Linked DNA regions of Homo sapiens: region 2 is linked to region 1. The links are chromatin contacts, found by Hi-C or POLR2A ChIA-PET in ENCODE. All regions are on one chromosome and are shown on one strand. Each heading gives the region's core, a stretch centred on a gene start or an enhancer-like site at or near the end of the contact. The rest is flanking DNA. Distances are from core to core; before and after follow the strand shown.

Region 1 (6,468 bases), core at 2,971-5,470:
TCTCCTCAGCTTCTTGGAGAAGGAAAAATAAAACTGCAGTACTAATCCCATACCATGTTTTGCTAGATGAATATAGCAAGGGACAGGGTGAAGAAGTGGTGGCAAGAAATTAGAAGATACTGGCAGAAATTGGTTTAGGATCTCACCATGTGGCCCAGAATTTGAAAGAAAAGATAAAAGAGGAATTTCTGGATAAAATGAACCTCGATAGTCAAAGAACAAAGGCAAAAGAAATAGAGTCATGAGAACACTGGAAATTTTGAATATTGCAATCTGGGAGGATATTAAGATAACTGTTCCAACTAGTGACAGTTTCTAGGGTGTAAATGGATGGCTGAAGTAGAAACAAGGTCATTAAAAGAAGTGGTCTAGGAACTGAAAGGCTAGGTGATCAGATAAGCCTAATGGATGAATGTTCATAGGATGATAAATAGGTTTCAGATTTTATGCCAACTCAGCCTGAACATTCTGGCTGCCTCAGTGCAGTATTGAGAGGGATTCTGAGGCCATTTTAAGGGCCAGACAAAAAGAGTGCAGGAGTTGGCATGTAGAAGAAAACAGAGTAAGGTATGACTCAGGAATTCAAAGAATGAGAGGTAGTGACTAGTTCAAGAAGAATTGCAGGCATGCAATAAATATTAATCACCAAGTTGATATTCTTTTCTTTCCAGTCAGGCTATATTTCTTCTCTTATCTCTCTTCAACTAGTTACCACCATGAACCCAAATCCCCATTCATTTTAAAGATGGCTTAAAATCTTCCTTTGCCAGCACTTTTTGAGTTTTGTCCAATCAGAGGTCACTCAGTGGAAAACTGTACAGCAACATCCATACACACTTAAGGAATTCCAAGCCATTCACATTGAACCCACATGGTCTCTTAGGAGTGCTCCCAGGGTTGTGTAGAAGAAAAAGAAAGCAAATTGGACCCTTTACAGAAAACACATTTTTATTATCTGTGAAACTCAACTGGCCATTTAGAGTATGATTGTTCTGTACTTGGAACAGTGGAAAGATGGGCCAAGTTATAACACATTAAGCATGCATATTATTTCAATTAATACTCATGATGGCCCTGTTGATGAGATATTATCACTACCATTTATTTAACAAAGTATTTAAAATACTTTGTTATTTTAAATTAAAATTACATCTTTCATGTAACAAAATACAGATGCATGGATAGCATAAATTAAAAGTCTTTTTCTCAACACATCTTACACCCTTGTCCATTTTGTTGACAGAGACAGTCCCTTTGAGATTAAAACACTTGTCAAAAGTCACATAGGGAGTGGAAGAGGTAGCAATGAAAGCCATGTTTGTCTAACTAAAGACACTTTAATCTTTGTTTTATTACTTAAACACCATTGCCTAGTACTAGTCTTTTCAGGAAGGATATTACAATGAGCAGAAAAGATAATAAGCGGCGATCATGAAGACTACTTATTATTAACTAAACAGAAAGATGAGGCAATGTCAAGTGATATGGTTTGGCTCTGTGTCCCCACCCAAATCTCATCCTGAACTGTAATAATCCCCATGTGTCAAGGGTGGCACCAGGTGGAGATAATTGAATCATGGGGGTGATTCCCCCATGCTGTTCTCATGATAGTGAGTGAGTCCTCACAAGATCTGATGGTTTTATAAGGGGCTTGCCCCTTCACTCAGCACTCATTCTGTCTCCTGTGGCCCTGTGAAGAGGTGCCTTCTGCCATGATTGTAAGTTTCCTGAGCCTCCCCAGCCATGTAGAACTGTGACTCAATTAAACCTCTTTTCTTTATAAATTACCCAGTCTCAGGTATTTCTTTATAGCCACGTGAGAACAGACTAATACATCAAGGAAAATGGAAACTGACACAAATGTAAAAATTCTATTGAGACAGACTGACCTAAGCTGGTTCTGTCTATGGTTCTGGACTTGCTTATAAAAGCAAGTGACAACAGCAAAAATATGGAATCAATGTAAGCGCCCAACAATGGATGAATGGATAAAGAAAATGTGGTATACATACAGAATAGAATATTATTCAACCATACAAAAAGAATGAAATCCTGTCATTTGTGACAACCTGGATGAATCTGGAAGACATTTTATTAAGTGAAATAAGCCAGATGCAAAAAGACAAATACTATATGATATCACTCATATGTAGAATCTAAAAAAAATTGAAAGGCTAGGCATGGTGGCTCACGCCTGTAATCCCAACACTTTGGGAGGCCTAGGAGGGAGGATCACTTGAGATCAAGAGTTCAAGACCAGCCTGGCCAACATGAGGAAACCCCCATATCTACTAAAAATACAAAAATTAACTGGGCATGGTGATGTGCACCTGTAATCCCAGCTACTCGGGAGGCTGAGGCACAAGATTCACTTGAACCTGGGAGGAAGAGGTTGCAGTAAGCCAAGATCATGCCACTGCACTCTAGCCTGGGTGACAGAGTGAGACTCCGTCTCAAAAAAATAGATATCATAGAAGCAGAGAGTAGACGGGAGGTTGAGGCAGGAGGATCACTTGAGCCCAGGAGTTTGAGGCTGCAGTGAGCTATGATTATGCTGCTGCACTCCAGCCAGGGCAACAGAGTGAGACCTTACCTCTAAAGAAAAAAAAAAAAAGAAAGAAACAGAGAGTAAACAGTGGTTACCAGAGACTAGAGAGGGGAGTGGGGAAGAATGGAGAGAGAGTGGTCCACGGTACAAAGTTATAATTAGATAGGAGGAATAAGTACCGCTGTTCTATTGCACAGGAGGGTGACTGTTACAAAATAGCTAGGAGAGAAGCTTTTGAATATTCTCACCACAGAGAAATGATGAATGCATGAGGTGATGGATATACTAACTACTCTGATTTTATTGTTATACAACATATATATGTATTGAAACCCTAAATTGCACACCATAACTATGTACAATTACAATGTGTCAAATTTTTTTAAAAAGGCAATTGAACATATAGTTGACTTTCACTTCAGCCAAAGATGGAGTAATAGGGACAGGACTTACTTTCCTCCTGAAAAAAATCTGGAGAAAATATATGAAACAACCAAGACCATGGACATCAGCAATGCAGGACAGTAATTCCTATGGACAGTTGCCCTAGGTTACCGCCTGGAGAGAATGTCCAAGCTGTGCCACAGGGAAGTGGAAAGCAGAAGGGCCCAGTGTTCTCTCTGAGTGGAGGAGATGAAGCAGGGAGTCTGGGAAGGTGGAGTCAGCTGGAGTTCTTGGGGCAGAGTTGCAGAGAGGAAAAATCTGCATGCTAAGGGAACTCCAGAGGTCTGTGGAAGGTTCCCTTTGGGTCTTTAGCTCCATACTGATTGGCACATGTAAGATAAGAAACTATCTGAGGTCGGTATACAAACCAACCAACAGGATTAGAGGGAACATAGCTGAGGCTCACACAGAACCAGGAATAATTTCTGATCTACCAGCCACAGTACAAAACCTCTTAATTCACTGGGCATCAGATGGTGTATTGAAAAGGTCTTTGCCTCAAAAGAGGAGCAAAATTAGGTCTAGAATAAATGATGCTCTGGTCTCACCTAAAGAAAAACCTTAAAATCAAGACCCAGAAAGATCAAAGTGTGTCTAGATAACTTAATTGTTAGGACAAATCTCATGCATGTTTATAGGAATATACAAATATTCAGCACTCAACAAAGTAAAGCTGCCAATGTCTAGCATCCATTCAAAAATTATCCAGCATGCCTCTTCCTCAATCCATGTTTTCAGTTCTGATCCATCTGTTCCATATTATTTCCAGCTGTACCTTAGGTAGCAAATGTTAAATGTGTCTTTCCTCTCTGCCACTTTCTCTGAATTCTTAGCAGCTTTCACTAGGATTTTGAAACTGCATTCCTGTACCCAAAGACCTCTAGGCCTCACTTGGTTTCTCTCCACTCTCCTGCTAACATAGCCTGAAGCCACCTTTTAGAGAGGATACAAACAAAAACAAAAACCCAAAAACAAACCAAAAAAGGAATGTTGTAGGCCCCAGCAATTTCTTGGTGTAATTCATTTACTAAGAACTGCTCCTTTGGGGACGAATAATCCAGCTTGTCTGACAATTTCTATGTATTATATGCCACTCAGTACAAAGTGTAGTAGTTTAATGACAGGAAGATTTGTGTTGTGAGTAATCTGAGCAAATGTTCCTCAAAGCCACAAGAAGCTTAGGGTTTAAAGGCAAGAAATTTGGGAACGTTTTAAATGTGACTCATCCAGGTAAATAGGACCACAAATATAAAATTCAAAACACATGCTCTAAAAATATCCACATCTTCACATGAAGCATGCTCTCCTTATGTAATAAGGCATGTCTTTTAGATATTTTTCAGAAAGAATCTGATTTCATTCTTGAGAAAAGCTATTAAATTCTAAGATCTGTGCTTTGTGTGATCTCAGTCTCCTGACTAAAGCCTCAGGCAATAATAATATATCAAAAACAAAATCGGCATTGAAAAGATTTTAAAATAGAGGGAACTGCAATAATCTCTTCCTTCCTGGAGGCAGGTCTCTCAGGCTAGGGATGGAGTCACAGGATTCACCTAGAAACGCTTGGTATCCTTGGGATGTCCTCTTAGGTAAGAAAACAAACAAACATCCAAGTATTTGTCAGATTCCTACCACGTGCCAGATTCTGTGTTGTGTGCCAAAGGCTTGGAATAAAATGAAGCCACGCCCCAGCCTCGCAGTTAGTGATGCTCTTATTCAAGTGGTTTTGGTTTGGCTGCCTCTGACACTTTATTCCATGTTGCCTAATAGTTTTAAAAGCCCCTATTTTATAGTCAGTGCATCTTTCTGTGGGTCCCCAGAGAAGGGAAGACTGTGAGGTAAGGGAAATACAGTTTCTTCCCTCCTCCCTCTCTCTCCTCCTCCTTTCATGCCCTTCTGGGCTCTCTGACAAGGGCTGTTGTGGGCGGGGGAGCTCGCAGCGTTTGAGGCTTTAGTTTTAAATTCTGTTCAGGTTTTCCTCTAAGTACTGCTCTTCACTGTGTCTGCTCATAACTGAGTCTCCCCACTTTCCTGGCTCTGCTTATTCTTAGAGCTCAAAGGCCCCTAGGATCACTTCTTCTGCCCCAGCCAAACTCAGCTCTCCCCTCCATTTTGATGTACCAGAAACAACTTTCGGTCCACAAGAAACAGTGGGTTTGTTTGGCAAGTCCCAGGACACTGGGGTATGGCCTGGCAATCAGACCCTGCTGGGCTGGGCTGTGAGTGGCATGTGAATGTGAACGCTCCTACCATGAGCGGCATCAGGCTGTGTCCTGCTCCTTCCCCTTCTTTCCTTTGTATATAGTGATCCCTGTCCCTGGAACTCTTCTCTCATTCCTGCCTACTGCCTCTATTTTCACCTAGCCAACTCCTTTCTTCAAATGTTTCCTCCTATAGAAGTCTTTGGGGGTTAGGTAGTGTTATGGACTGAAATGTTTCCTCTGCTCCCAAATCCATATATTGAAATCCTAAACCCCAGTTTTCAGAATGTGGCTTTATTTAGAGATAGGTTCTTTTCAAAGGTAGTCAAGCTAAAATGAGGTCATTAAGGTGGGCTGTAATCCAACATGACTGGTGTCCTTATAAAAAGAGAAAAGTGAACACAGAGCCGTGCAGAGGAAAGATGATACAAGGAGACACAGGGAAAAGACAGCCATCAACAAGCCAAGGAGTGAGTCTCTCACAGCCCTCAGGAGGAGCTAGCTCTGCCAACACCTTGATCTTGGACTTCTAGCCTCTAGAACTGTAAGAAAATAAATGTCTGTTGTTTAAATCGCCCCACCCATGGTATTTTATTATGGCAGCCCGAGCTGTTGCACTTAGCCTCTCTGAGCTTCAGTTTCTTCATGTATTGACTAGGGGTGATAATTTCTATTTTATGGGTGGATGTGAGGATTGAATGAGATGATATATATGAACATCCCTGGATAGATGGCTGTTCTGTGCACAGGGACAGGCAGGGCATGTCTGCACAGCAAGTGGGGACTGAAGCCAATTTGGGACTTATTGATCATCAGGTGCCTATGGGACATCCAGGAAGACACTCTAGTAGCAATGGCACATACAGTGCTGGGTGAGTGCCAAATCCATGTCAACTGAATTCCTTTATTTTCCCTGTTCCCCATTTCTCTCTCCCTCATTTTCATATGTGTAATCCAACAAGGCTGATGTTCTCCACACCGCCTTTCCATCTCCACTCTTCTCTCTACTCCTTATAACCTGTCAGCACAAACAATAAAATGTGTATGTATCTATCTATCTGCCTCTATTACCTGGGAAGTCATTTACTTTATGAAAAAAATAAAGATTGGAAACCCATGGGGCTTATGGAGGATGTAGAGAATGTTTGAATGGAGCAGGGCTTCCTTTGTGTCACAAAGACGATAGTGGGTGGTATGGATGATTTGTGAGGTTTTTGATGGTACTTACCATGAGGAGACTTGGGGAGGCAAACCAACTCATTTATAAATATGAGC
Region 2 (7,235 bases), core at 421-2,920, 520 kb after region 1:
CCTGGGGACTGTTGTGGGGTGGGGGGAGGGGGGAGGGATACCATTAGGAGATATACCTAATGTAAATGACGAGTTAATGGGTGCAGCACACCAGTATGGCACATGTATACACATGTAACTAACCTGCACATTGTGCACATGTACCCTAAAACTTAAAGTATAATAATAAAAAAAAAAGTCCTTACATCAAATCAATACAACATTTAGGGGCTCAGATTTTCTTTGAAATCAAAACAAGAGAGGTAGTTTGAGAGTTTGCTATCTTCACTGATCCTCTCAGGAATGTAAAAGTATGCATTAAAATTTCAACCTAGCACTGCTTGAGTTTTTTAAAGCAATTTACTTCTACCTGGACAAGCAGTAAGGCAAGCCAAAGTAGCTGGGTTTTCTGTGACTTCTCAGTCTCCAACCTTTATGGTCACACTAACATTTCACGTTTCTAATGCTCCTAAACATAATTATCTCAAAAAAAAATTCAAACCACAACTGAATTTAAAGGAAGGGGGGCACTTTGCGTCACTGATAGAAAATGATTTAACACAATGAACTTAGAACTGGGTTTTTTCTTGTAACCATAGTAAGGGAGTGAAGATCAGAGAATTTAAAACTGTAACTAGGCTAGTCTCCTCACCTTGCAGTATCTCACCCTATCGGGTAGTCGTTGAAACAACACTGAGAAAGAAAGGCTCACAAAATTTTGATTTACACACATGCAACTTAATCTTGACGACACGTAAGTACCCACTGCACGTCCCTGAAAACGCATCGACTTGATTCTTAAATACAACCCCTATGTCTAATATACTGGCAGTGCAGATACACTACGTGAACACAACGGGGATGGAGGTATATCTCAGAGAACCAGAGGCGTTAGGCCTGCTGGTAATCAAAACGGACAGCTAACTGAAGAAGTCCCGTTTTCTATCCCCACAGCAAACTGAGTTAACTAAGGCATCACTTGGAATCCTCAACTCGCAACCCCAAATACACCCAGACTTAAGGATGCAAGGCCCCTACAAAGCTCTCAGGAGGCGAGTCTCTCGTCCACACCAGGTGCACCTACTCTAACCCTAGCTTCCTTCTCGGACCCTACTCTGGCCCCTCGGCTCCCCGCACCGCCATACCTGGGGGCGCCCCCAGTACTGCATCCCCTTGCTTCGCCCCCACCCCTATCACTTCGTCACTCACCCTGAGTCACCGGAGCCGCCCGCCCGCCCAGCCCAATCCGCCCACAACACCTCCAGCCCCTCACCCTCCCCTCCTCCAGGCCGAGTGGAGCCGGCCTGTCCCCTCCCGCCCACCGCCCTGTCCCAGGACACTCACCCGCGGTAGTAGGCTTTCACCCGGACCTGGTGGGAATGGTCCCCGCTGCCGCCGCCTGCGACCGTGTGGGACATGGTGCTGCTGTCCCTCTGGGTCGGCATCTCCTCACTCCCCCGCCTCAACGCTGGAGGCCGGGGGTGCGGGGGGGCGCTTCGGGCGCCGTGGGGGACTCCGCCGCCTGCGCTTGCCGGAGAACCGCGGCCGTCCGCCCACCTACCTGCCCACCTCGCCCGCAGCGCCGACCCAAGGGTCGCCTCGCCGGAGCAGCCGGAACCGCGCGGCTCCTCCCACTGCCCGTAGGCGCCGCCGCCTCTACAGCCGCCCGGGCCCAAGACACCTCCTGCGTCGGTCCCTCCCACTTCGCTCGCTCCAAAGGCCCACATTCCGGGGTAGGGCGGGCGCAACCATCCAGCCAGCTCAAGGAGCCTCAATACCGGGCTGAACCATCCTTACGGGGGCAGAGAAAGGGGACAGAGGGAATGGGAGACGCTGATCATGGCATCAAACACGCCGAGAGGGGTGCTTTCACGCGAGCTGTGAAAGAGACAATGACCAGCTCTAGATCACTAAAGTCTCTTCCCTGCAGGGACAATGGTAGGGACAAATTCTACGACACCTCACCCTAGCCTCGCAACTTGGTCACGTCTGCGGTCGGCCGACTTGGCACCCGGGATAGATTTGCGTGCAGGTTTCTGGGATTTGGAGTCCTCATAGGATTCTGGGACTTGAGGTTCCTTGCGCGTAGGGTGCCGCGCCTTCCCGCTGGTGAAGTCTGTCTCTCCAGCGTGCTCCCTGGAGCTGTCGGGGTGGAAAACCTGGATCCAGCTTGGGCATCTGAAGGTCCTGGAAATGACTGGGCTTCCTCACGTTCTAGACTTTATTAACTGATGAAGTCTCCCTTCTTCTAATTGCATAAATCGTCTGAATTATACATGTCTTTTGGGGGAACAAGAATTTGGTTACCTGCTCAGCATAACCTCTTTTATGGAAATAATTTAATAACATATGTAACAAATATAATAAAGGAAGAAACTCAACCAGAAAATATGATGAAAAACCGATTTTTCTTCTTTGGGGGCCCCCATATCTAGGCCCTTGTAGACTGCCCTTGCATGGAACAAGAGCCCAATGAATACTTACCCAATCAAGTCAGTCAATCCAAGAGCATTTCATTCTGTAAAAACTGGCTTACCAAAGATTAGAAAGAATCGTCCTTGGCCGGGCGCGGTGGCTCAAGCCTGTAATCCCAGCACTTTGGGAGGCCGAGGCGGGCGGATCACAAGGTCAGGAGATCGAGACCATCCTGGCTAACACGGTGAAACCCCGTCTCTACTAAAAACACAAAAAATTAGCCGGGCGTGGTGGCGGGCGCCTGTAGTCCCAGCTACTCGGGAGGCTAAGGCAGGAGAATGGCGTGAACCAGGGAGGCGGAGGTTGCAGTGAGCCAAGACTGTGCCACTGCACTCCAGCCTGGGCGACAGAGCAAGACTCTGTCTCAAAAAAAAAAAAAAAAAAAAAAAAAAAGAATCGCTCTTGTAACCTAGTCTTTGACTTTCCTAGGATCTTGGCTCTGACACATAATTTACACTGCAACTACAGGTAGCATGAATCCAGCCCCTGCAGCAGTCCTGGTGCTGAAAGAGTTGGAATAATCAAAGAAATAGCTTTCTTTACGATGATAAAATAGGCTTGGGGGACTGAGTCATCAGTTATGTGTGACACTTCAGCGTGGTACGACATCCTCCAACTGCTACAGACTTGGATTATATACTCTTACTAAAAATTCCCCTTGAGTCAGGCAAAGTGCTACATGCCTGTAGTCCCAGCCTTTGAGAGGCTGAGGCTGGAGGATCACTTGAGCCCAGGAGTTCAAGGCCAGCCTGAGCAACATGGTGAGACCCCATCTCTTAAACAAACAAAAAAATCCCATTGAAAAACTTGGTATCAGGTTTTTCAGTAATTGGAGACCTGCATCAGCAAGTTTAATACGGAGCGATTAATTATGGAATATATTATAAAATATACGGGCACCTGTAATCCCAGCTACTCCGGAGGCTGAGGCACGAGAATCGCTTAAACCCAGGAGGCAGAGGTTGCTGTGAGCCTCTGAGACTGCACCACTGCACTCCAGCGAGACTCCGTCCCTGGGCAACACAATGCACAGTGAGATCCCGTCTCATTTTTTTAAAAAAAGATAATTCACATGCCATACAACTTACTCATTTAAAGTGTAAAATTTGATAGTTTTAAGTATCTTCACAAAGTTTTGCAACCATCACCTCTACCTAAATCCAGAGTATTTTCAGCACCCTGAAAGTAACTGCATATCCATTAGCAGTTACTCCCCACTCTCCTCAACCTCTGGCAACCAATAATATATTTTCTGTTGCTATGAGTTTTTCTATTCTGAACATCGCTAGTAGCTGGGACTACAGGCATGTGCCACCACACCCTGCTAAATTTTGTGTTTTTTGTAGCGCCGGGGTTTTGCCATGTTGTCCAGGCTGGTCTCAATCTCCTGGACTGAAGCCATCTGCCTGCCTCAGCCTCCCAAAGTGCTGAGATTACAGGTGTAAGCCACCATACCCAGTGAAGGTTTCAGTTTTTTTTAATGTCCTTGCCAATACTTGGTTTTTTTCCCATCTTCTTTATCATAACCATCCTAGTGGTTGTGAAGTGGTATCTCATTACAGTTTTGATGTACATCTCCCTAATGACTAATGATGTTGGGTATGTTTTCGTGTTTTTATTGGCCATTTATATATCTTCTTGGAGAACTATCTATTCAGATCCTTTAATCATTTTTAAATTGGGTTGTCTTTTTTCATTGAGTTGTAAGAGTTCTCTCTTTTCTTTTTTTTTTCTTCAAGACAAGATCTTGCTCTGTTGCACAGACTGGAGTGCATGGCATGATCACAGCTCTCCAACTCCTGGGCTCAAGCGATCCTTCCACTTCAGCCTACTGAGTAGCTAGGCCCATAGGCATATGCCACCACACCCAGCTAATTTGTTTTTCTCGTTTTTGTAGAGACTAGGTCTTCCTATAATGTCAAGGCTGATCTTCAACTCCTGGGCTCAAGTGATCTTCCCACCTTGACTTCCCAAAGTGCTAAGATTATAGGTGTGAGCCACCATGCCTGGCCAGAGCTCTTTATATATTCTGGAAATACATCTCTTATTAGATTATTTGCAAATATTTTCTCCCACTCTGTGCATTATCTTTTCATTTTTTTAATCTTTTCATATTTTTGATGGTATTATTTGCAGCATAAAAATTTTTAATTTTCACGAGGTCTAATTTATTTTGTTGTTGTCACGTATGGTTTTTGTTTGTTTTACTGTGTGCCAGACTATATGTTATATATGTTTTTAGTGTCATGTCTAAGAGGGCTTTGTGTAATCTAAGATCATGAAGATTTACACCTATATTTCCTTCTAGAAGTTTTATAGTTTAAACTCTTACTTTTTAGCTTATGATCCATTTTGGGTTAATTTTTGTGTCTAATGTAAGTGGTCCAAATTGATTTCTTTGCATGTGGATATTCAGTTATCCCACCATCATTTGTTGAAAAGACTATTTTTCTCCCATTTAATTGTTTGCACAATTGTCAAAAATCAAATGACCAAAATTTAAGGGTTTATTCCTGGATTTTAAATTCTATTCTATTGATTGATTTGTCTATCCTTTGACAATAATCACAGTGTCTTCATTACTGTAGTTTTTTAGTAACTTTTAAAACAAGGAAGTGTGAGTCTTACAACTTTTTTTTTTTTCAAGAGTGTCTTGGCTATTCTGGATCCCTTACATTTTCATGTGAATTTTAGGATCAACTTGTCAATTTCTTTAAGAAAGCCAGCTGAGATTTTGATAACGATTGCCTTGAATCTGTGAATCAGTTTGTGTGGTTTTTGTCATGTTAACAGTATTAAACCTTCCAATCCATGAACATGGGATAACTTTTCATTTATTTAGGCAGCTTCAATTGCTTTCTCATTTTCAGAGTATACATTTTGCACTTCTTTTACTCTTAAATATTTTATTCTTTATAATGCTATTGTAAACAAATTGTTTTCTTAGTTTCCTTTTTGAATTATTCACTTCTACTATAGAGAAATGCAGTTGATTTTTGCATATTGTTGATATTGTATTGCAGAACTTGTTTATTAGGTGAATTCCTTAGGATTTCCTGCATATAAGACTGTCATTTTTTTTTTTTTTTTTTTTGAGATGGAGTCTCGCTCTGTTGCCCAGGCTGGAGTGCAGTGGCACGATCTGGGCTGACTGCAAGCTCCGCCTCCTGGGCTCATGCCAGTCTCCTGCCTCAGCCTCCTGAGTAGCTGGGACTACAGGCACTCGCCACCATGCCCAGCTAATTTTTTGTATTTTTAGTAGAGACAGGGTTTCACTGTGTTAGCCAGGATGGTCTCAATCTCCTGACCTCGTGATCCACCCGCCTCGGCCTCCCAAAGTGCTGGGATTACAGGCGTGAGCCACTGTGACCAGCCAAGACTGTCATTTTAAAATACAGATTAAAAAACAAATAAAATGAGGCCAGGTGTGGTGGCTCATGCCTGTAATCCCAGCACCTTGGGAGGCTGAGGCGGGCGGATCACGAGGTCAGGAGTTGGAGACCATCCTGGCCAACGCAGTGAAACCCCGTCTCTACTAAAAAAAATACAAAAAATTATCCAGGTGTGGTGGTGGGCACCTGTAGTCCCAGCTACTCAGGAGGCTGAGGCAGGAGAATGGCGTGAACCCAGGAGGCAGAGCTTGCAGTGAGCCGAGATCGCACCACTGCACTCCAGCCTGGGCAACAGAGCGAGACTCTGTCTCAAAAAAAATAAAATAAAATAAAATACAGTTAGATTTATATTATCCTCTTCAATCTGGATGCCTTTTATTTCTTTTTGTTACCTGATCATATTGGCTAGAACCTCCAGTACCAAGATAAATAGAAGAAGAGGCTGGGTGCAGTAGCTCATGCCTGTAATCCCAGCACTTTGGGAGGCCAAGGCAGGTGGATCACTTGAGCCTAGGAGTTTGAGACCAGCCTGGATAACATAGTGAAACCCCACCTCTATTAAAAATAAAAACAAGGCCAGGTGCGGTGGCTCACGCCTGTAATCCCAGCACTTTGGGAGGCCGAGGCAGGTGGATCATGAGGTCAGGAGATCGAGACCATATTGGCTATCGCGGTGAAACCCTGTCTCTACTAAAATACAAAAAATTAGCCAGGCGTGGTGGCGGGCACCTGTAGTCCCAGCTACTCGGGAGGCTGAGGCAGGAGAATGGCATGAACCCGGGAGGCGGAGCTTGCAGTGAGCTCAGATCGCGCCACTGCACCCCAGCCTGGGCGACACAGCGAGACTCCGTCTCAAAAATATAATAATAAAAATAAAAATAAATAATAAAAATAAAAACAAATTAGCCAGTTATGGTGGTAGATGCCTGTAGTCTCAGCTACTCAGGAGGCTGAGGTGGAAGGAATGCTTGAGACTAGGAGGTGGAGGTTGCATTGAGCCAAGATTGTGCCACTGCACTCCAGCCTGAGCAACAGAGTGAGACCCTGTCTCAAAAAAAAATAAGTAAATAGAAGAAGTGTGGACATTCTTGTCTTGTTCCCAGTCTTACGTGCATAGCTTTTAGTCTTTCACCATTAAGTGTTATGATGATTGCTCTAGGTTTTTTGTGTGTGTCCTTTATCACATTGAGCGTCAGTCTATTCCTAGTTTGCTGTTTTTATTATGAAAGGGTGTTGAGTTTTGTTAAGTGTTTTTCCTATGTCCATTGAGATAATCATGTGGTTTTGTTTCTTATTGTGTGATATGGTGTGTTACATTAATTGATTTTTGGAGATAAGCCAACCTTGCATTCCTGGAACAAATTCCATTTTGTTATAGTGTATAATTTT

The links. A loop is a pair of places that touch in the nucleus more often than their neighbours do. ChIA-PET counts read pairs that join two places held with the same protein, here RNA polymerase II (POLR2A). Pooled maps may share reads with other maps.
Region 2: a loop to region 1 is called in a map of tibial artery, with 4 times the contacts of the local background. The contact joins the promoter of PRKCI here to the enhancer-like site in region 1. A Hi-C loop is called at or near these places in 1 of 168 maps with a recorded cell type or tissue (tibial artery) and 2 of 50 pooled maps. POLR2A ChIA-PET finds 5 or more read pairs at or near these places in 2 of 52 experiments (OCI-LY7 and activated CD4-positive, alpha-beta T cell).

Annotation. Positions count from the first base shown.
Region 1 is chr3:170,739,648-170,746,115 of GRCh38, reverse strand. All of the region lies in intron 5 of SLC7A14-AS1 (SLC7A14 antisense RNA 1), which reads right to left. Among named protein-coding and RNA genes, the nearest start is that of RPL22L1, 130 kb to the left of the region's middle. Within about 2 kb of position 4,220, at least 15 of the 41 ENCODE cell types and tissues checked have a DNase peak (open chromatin) inside an H3K27ac peak, as active enhancers do; they include tibial artery, where a contact is called at or near this core.
Region 2 is chr3:170,216,859-170,224,093 of GRCh38, reverse strand. It overlaps PRKCI (protein kinase C iota), which reads right to left and starts at 1,670. Exons shown (of 18, transcript NM_002740.6): 1 at 1,324-1,670. The coding sequence starts at 1,424. RefSeq lists a silencer at 1,310-1,599 and enhancers at 1,780-1,939, 1,950-2,009, 2,080-2,139.